Regions from separate parts of the Mus musculus genome. Here region 1 is linked to region 2. Evidence: chromatin contacts called from ENCODE Hi-C or POLR2A ChIA-PET data. All regions are on one chromosome and are shown on one strand. Each heading gives the region's core, a stretch centred on a gene start or an enhancer-like site at or near the end of the contact. The rest is flanking DNA. Distances are from core to core; before and after follow the strand shown.

Region 1 (2,852 bases), core at 47-2,546, 43 kb after region 2:
AAGCTTGGGACTTGGTTCCTGCCAGGTTTGACTCAGATCTGACTTAGGAAAGTTACACCATCTTTCTGAGATTTTTTTTGGGGGGGGGTTGAGTTTTTTGTTTGTTTGTTTGTTTTTCGAGACAGGGTTTCTCTGTGTAGCCCTGGCTGTCCTGGAACTCACTCTGTAGACCAGGCTGGCCTCAAACTCAGAAATCCACCTGCCTCTGCCTCCCAAGTACTGGGATTAAAGGTGTGCACCACCACCACCCGGAGAGATTTTTTAAAAAAGACTTAATTAAAATTTGCACTTATTTAATGTGTATGGGTGTTTTGCCTATGCATATGTCTGTGTCCTCATGGGTGGCTGGTGTCCAGGGAGGCCAGAAGATCATCCAGTTCCCTGGAACTCAAGTGACAGGCAGTTGTTAGCTATGTGGGTGCTGGGATTCAAACCTGGGTCCTCTGGAAGAGCAGTCAGGGTTCTTAACCACGGAACCATCTCTCCAGCCCAGTAAGGTGTAAATTGTGCCCTCCTCCCTTCTAAGCCTAAGTACCAAATTAAGCCGCTCCACAGGTGTACAGAATTGTTGTGGGTCATCCTTGGGAGTAAGTTTGGGCACGCCAGGCTCCGCAGCCCATCATGGAGAAGAAGACTCTTTCGATTTATCTCAATATCGCCCTCGAGGGCTCTTCTTGTCTACCCCAGCTTCCTCCAATATAGCATTGTCAGGCCTTGGGACTTCATACATTAAGAGCTGCCCAGTGCCCCTGACAACCCTTTCTGCTCAGCCCACTTGGCATTAACCAATCCACCTCATCTTCCAACAGCCCCACTACCTGGTGGAGGCTCTGTATCGCCGGTGCCCTCTCCTGCACCGCTTCATGCGTCAGCGCTGTGTGGTGTGCCAGGCAATGGAGACGCCGGATTCCTACGTGTGCCCCACACCAGACTGCAAGGCCCTGTACTGCCGGTCGTGCTGGGACGACATGCAACGGCTCTGCCCGGTGTGCACGCCCCGCGAAGAGCTCTCGTCATCCGCCCACAGCGACAGCAACGACGACGCTGTGTATGGCGATTGAAGGGATGCTGCCCGCCTTCTTGCTTAATAAAGTGTGATGCACGCTCCTGCGGCTGGTGCTTCGCAGGCATCCGGGATTGGGTGAGCCGGAAGAACTGGCCCGCACAATCTCCACGAAGCCGGGCTACAGACGGGAGGCAGGATGGAGGGAAGGCGCGAGTCTTGTGGTGTCCAAACCCATCCCGGTAGCTGCCGGAAAGAGGCTGCGCTGAGCGGCAGGGGCGGAGCCTCAGACGGGGCGGGGCGGAGCCTCAGACGGGGCGGGGCGGGGCCTAGTTGCTGCGCTGCACCGAGCTGGTGTCCGGCGGGGCCGTGGCTGCTCCTCCACGCGTAGCCCCGCACCTGCTGCCCCAGTCCAGCCCGGAGCTCCGCGGCCATGCGGCTGGCGCTGCTCTGGGCTCTGGGACTCCTGGGCGCGGGCAGCCCTCGGCCCTCCCCGCCGCTGCCAAATATAGGTGAGTTCCCAGGACAGTGGGTCGAGGGGATGATTTGGAAAGAGGTACAAGGAAACCCGGAGGCAATGGGGTGTTGGGGTCTGCCGGAGCCTAACCAGAGGGCAGCCTGCGTGATCTGCGGACCAAAGCCTAGGGCCAGGTAATTTGGAGAACGAAAGGAAGAGGAGGATGGGGAGGAGGAGGAGGAGGAAGAGGAGGAGGGAGGATGGCGTCCTCTGTCCTGAAGTCCCGAGTTATCCCTGCAGACACTTTTGAGTCTCAGGCACTGAAGAGCGTGCGCGGGGGGTGGGGGTGGGGCGCTCAGATCATGGAAAGAGTCACTCCTTAGGACTGACGTCTTCGTCTCTCTAGTGCCTAGCTGACAGTTCTACTCAATGAAGTGCCCGGACTAGCTAGTGGGGTTTTAGTGAAAAGGATTATTTTCAGCCGTTCATTCCAGACCTGGGCGGCCAGCACCGCTCACTCGGGTGCGGTTGCCACCAGAAGCCTGGCGGAGCGGGAGGGGCCCGGAGGAGCCAGGGGAGGGAGCTTTCGCCAGGAAAGAGACTGGGACACCAACTCCTCCTTGGAACTTTCACTTCCCGCTGCTGTCTTGGGCTGGGGGCCGAGAGGGTAGGCGGGGGTGGAGTGTCCGGAGAGGAGAGGGCCATTGTTGGGGGGTGCTGGCGGAGGAAGCGGAGGCTGTTGGGAACGGGTGCGCCTGACTGGGCATCAAGGCTGTTTAGGGAGGTCAGAGTGTTTGCACTGCTCACCCAAAGATGGGTGTTCCCGGCAGGCATCTCTACTGTGAGGGAAAAGGAAGGGCAAGTGGGCACTAGGCCACAGACTTCTCTTAGACCTAAGAAAGGGCATTCCTGATTGGGTGGGGAGTGTGATTGGGAAGGGATGGGAACAAGGGAGGGCCCCCGTGAAAATCTTGGGATTGGCCAAAGGGAAGGCAAGGAGGAGCTGCAAGCTGGATACTCTGAACTTTGGGGACTTATGGGTGAAATCCGTAAGTTGGGGAAAAAAAAACCCCTCCTTCCCATATCCTCCTTTAAATCCTGGCACACACTGCAGGACCGCTTAAGTCACTGATATAGCCTTCTGTGCTGAGGGTCGGTGGGTCTGAGGACACTAGTGATTCCAGCCTTGCTAGGGATTTCCTCAGCAATCTCTTAGGATGTTCTGGGACCCTGCAGGAGGCACTGAGGAAGAGCAGCAAGCCAGCCCAGAGAGGACGCTGAGTGGATCCATGGAGAGCCGGGTTGTTCAGGACAGCCCCCCAATGAGCCTAGCAGACGTGCTTCAGGTGAGGGACAGCCTGCTAATAAGATTTTCTCTTTCCTCGCACTCCA
Region 2 (2,836 bases), core at 238-2,737:
AGAGCAGCGGCCTCGAGGCTGAGTCATGGGGGGGGGGGGGGGGGGAGAAAGAGGGAGGGAAGGGCCGACTCCACCCCTCCCCCTGCTTGGGGATCCCGGGTCAGCCCGGGTGAGGGCCAGGGCCCCCCTGGCACCGCCCATTGTGGTCCAACAGGTTGAGCTGGTGTCCTGCGGAGCCACCTGCTGGAAAGGGAAGGAGGCCCCCTGCGGAGGGAGCTGGGAAAGAGAACAAGTCCGACCCGGTTCCGCCTGGCCTGCTGCTGCGAAGCCGAACCTGGTCCTAGAGAGCGGGATTTGACTCCGTTTGAAACGAGTAGGAGGGGCCCTTTTGGGGTCTATAGCATCGCCAGCCCAGTTGTAAGCGTCCCTCAGAGACTACCATTCTTTGGGTCGGGCACTTAAATACGAATACCGGTTTTTCCCAAACCCACTTAAGCAAACATCCTAAACCACCCAGGTCTCTATCGTCACCTCGGGGTCTGAGTGAATCTGCGCCAAGATCCCTCCACTGTAGGGTCTCAGTTTCTCCACTAAAAGTACCGGCTGGTTGAAGGCAAAGCGTCGGGGCCCCAGAGGGAGCGCACCTCCCCCTTCCCCTTCCCAGACTCAGTCCCTCCCCTTTGAAAATGCCAAGGCAGCAACGGGCACTGGCTAGAGCGCAAAGGCTCCTTGCCCCGGGCACTGTTCCCTCCCCGCGGGGCGCCGTCACGCGTGGGGAGGGACACAGAGTGCCCACAGACTCGACTCCCCCGCTCCCTCGGAGGGGGATGGGCCAAGAGGCTGAAGCTCAATGTCTAGAGGTTCTCTCTCTTCCTGGGGCTCTGACCTGGTTAAAGCCCCTCGGCAGGACCCCACTCTTTCTAAATTTTAGGTCTTCATCCCCAGCAGCGTATCCGTAACCTCTCATACCATTCCCTCCCCAGGTGGTGACCCTACAGAAGCCCCTCTTGAAAGAGAGGAAGTCCCTGAGGGGGCTGCTCCATTCCCTGGCCACTGCGGACACTGTCTTCGGCCTCCCTCCCCTTCTGGTTTCTGGCCAGCCCAGGCTCCACCCCCTCCCTGGATGAACCCTAGGCGCGTCCCACATGGGATAGGCGGGTGTTCAGGCCAATGGATGGGCAGGGCGGTGGCGTGCAAGGGGTGGAGCTGGGCAGCAGCAGAGGGCTGGACGGGGGTCGGAGGCGGAGCTCCAGTTAAGGTGGACCGGAGGAGATAGTGGTAGAAAGCAGAGAGGGAGAGGGATCGCGGCAGGTGAAGGGAGTTTGAAGGAAAGAAGGGAAAGGAAAAGGGTGGGAAAGGCTCAGGGAGCGAAGCAAAATCTCGGAGAAAAGGGACGAAAAGGAGGGAGGGACCCATATGCTCCCTGCTGGAACTAGCTGTTGGAAGAGGTGGAAGTTTATGTCCTTATTGGGCGGAGGGAGGGGGTGCCTGGGGGGGGCGGATGAAAAACCAGGAAGTGACAGAGGGTGTTGCTAAGGGTGGGGGGGGAGTTTGGGGGTGGCAGGGGCGGGGGGAGGGAGGGGAGGGATGGGGGGAAAGCAAGAGAGAGGACAGGTGAGACAGCAGGACAGGTGAGGCGGGCCTTGGGGGGGGGGGCGAGTGGAAGCCAGGTGAATGTACGGCTCTCCGCGGCCAAGGGGGGGGCGGGCAACAGGAGGAGGCAAAGGGTGGCGGAGGAGGAGCCCCCCAGCAACGAGCAGCGAGCCACTGACCGCGGCCTTCTGACCAGGACCGGAGCAGAGCCCCAAGCCCCCCAGCCTGGCGGGGGACGCGCTTCTTCCTACACCCTGTGCCTCTGCAGCTCCAGCGAACGGACCCAACGGCTGAAAGGTAAGTGAACCCCACTTTTTGTCCCTTGGCTCGGGATACACTAAACTCGAGCCTACTGCAGTGTCCTTCGTGCGTCCTGTGAGACCCCTGTACACACACGTACACACACACACACCAGATTTCAACCAGTCGCATTCCCTGTAGCTTTCCTGGGTCTTTGGAATTGGTTTTAACTTGGAGGAAAGGTAGAGAACTATGGACTATTGGCCTCCCCCCAACTCTGAGCGGAGGGTCTCCAGAAACTTTCTTTGCACTTCTAATATCATACAGACTGTGAGCTACGGGATGGAGAGGGGGTGAGCTGCACTGAACTTACCCCTACCCCCAGTCGCTTTTGTGACTTTAGGGGGAGACCCCAGACCCGACCGAATGGAGGGAATGGAAACCCTGACGGACTATAACTAGGACAACGCGTGTCCCCACCCACCCACCCAGCTCCGCGCCCCCCTGGCACGGTGGGCTGGACCCAGGCCAGTGGCACGGGGGGTGGGGGGCAGCGGGAGGAACCGCGGCTTGGGGGAAAGTTACCGGCTGGACTATTCGGTTTCTTGCGCTTCCAGAGCCGCGTCGTCTCTCCAGCGGTAGTGCGGCTCAGCAGGACGACCCCTCTGCCCCTCCCGCTCCGCAATCACATTCCGGTCTCTCAAGCCTCAGGCCCACCGCCACCTTTTCAAAGTCAGCTTTTGCTCTCACAACTCCAGTGCGAGGGTGGGTGATAAGAACTCGACCTACCAGCGGTCTTGCCGCCGGCGCCGGCGCACCTGCCCTGAGCAGAGTGGGGGTCGCTGTGTGGTAGAAACCTAGTGCGCACCGCTGGCCGAGGTTGGCCATTCAGAGGGGTGGGGGGCGCTGCTTTCCATTTCCAGCTTTCTCTCCCCTCCTCCCACCCCACCCAAGTAAGAGAGCGACGTGTCCTGGCCAGAGCGGGGGGGGCGGGAGTGGGGGGGCAGCGTGGGCAGCGGGTTGTGCCCGGACACGTGCCTGCCCAGGCGCCCCGGCCCTGCTA

Evidence for each region. A loop is a pair of places that touch in the nucleus more often than their neighbours do. ChIA-PET counts read pairs that join two places held with the same protein, here RNA polymerase II (POLR2A).
Region 1: a loop to region 2 is called in a map of heart, with 2.6 times the contacts of the local background. The contact joins the promoter of Adam15 here to the promoter of Zbtb7b in region 2. A Hi-C loop is called at or near these places in 3 of 37 maps with a recorded cell type or tissue (all heart). POLR2A ChIA-PET finds 5 or more read pairs at or near these places in 4 of 5 experiments (Patski and embryonic stem cell).

The regions. Positions count from the first base shown.
Region 1 is chr3:89,348,472-89,351,323 of GRCm38, reverse strand. Adam15 (a disintegrin and metallopeptidase domain 15 (metargidin)) reads left to right here and starts at 1,296. Exons shown (of 23, transcript NM_001037722.3): 1 at 1,296-1,515; 2 at 2,697-2,806. The coding sequence starts at 1,437. Dcst1 (DC-STAMP domain containing 1) reads left to right here. Exons shown (of 16, transcript NM_029974.2): 16 at 810-1,105. The coding sequence ends at 1,061. It also overlaps a transcript of Dcst2 not described here.
Region 2 is chr3:89,392,029-89,394,864 of GRCm38, reverse strand. It overlaps Zbtb7b (zinc finger and BTB domain containing 7B), which reads left to right and starts at 1,487. Exons shown (of 3, transcript NM_009565.5): 1 at 1,487-1,830. It overlaps Gm15417 (predicted gene 15417), which reads right to left. Exons shown (of 2, transcript NR_040403.1): 1 at 2,359-2,836.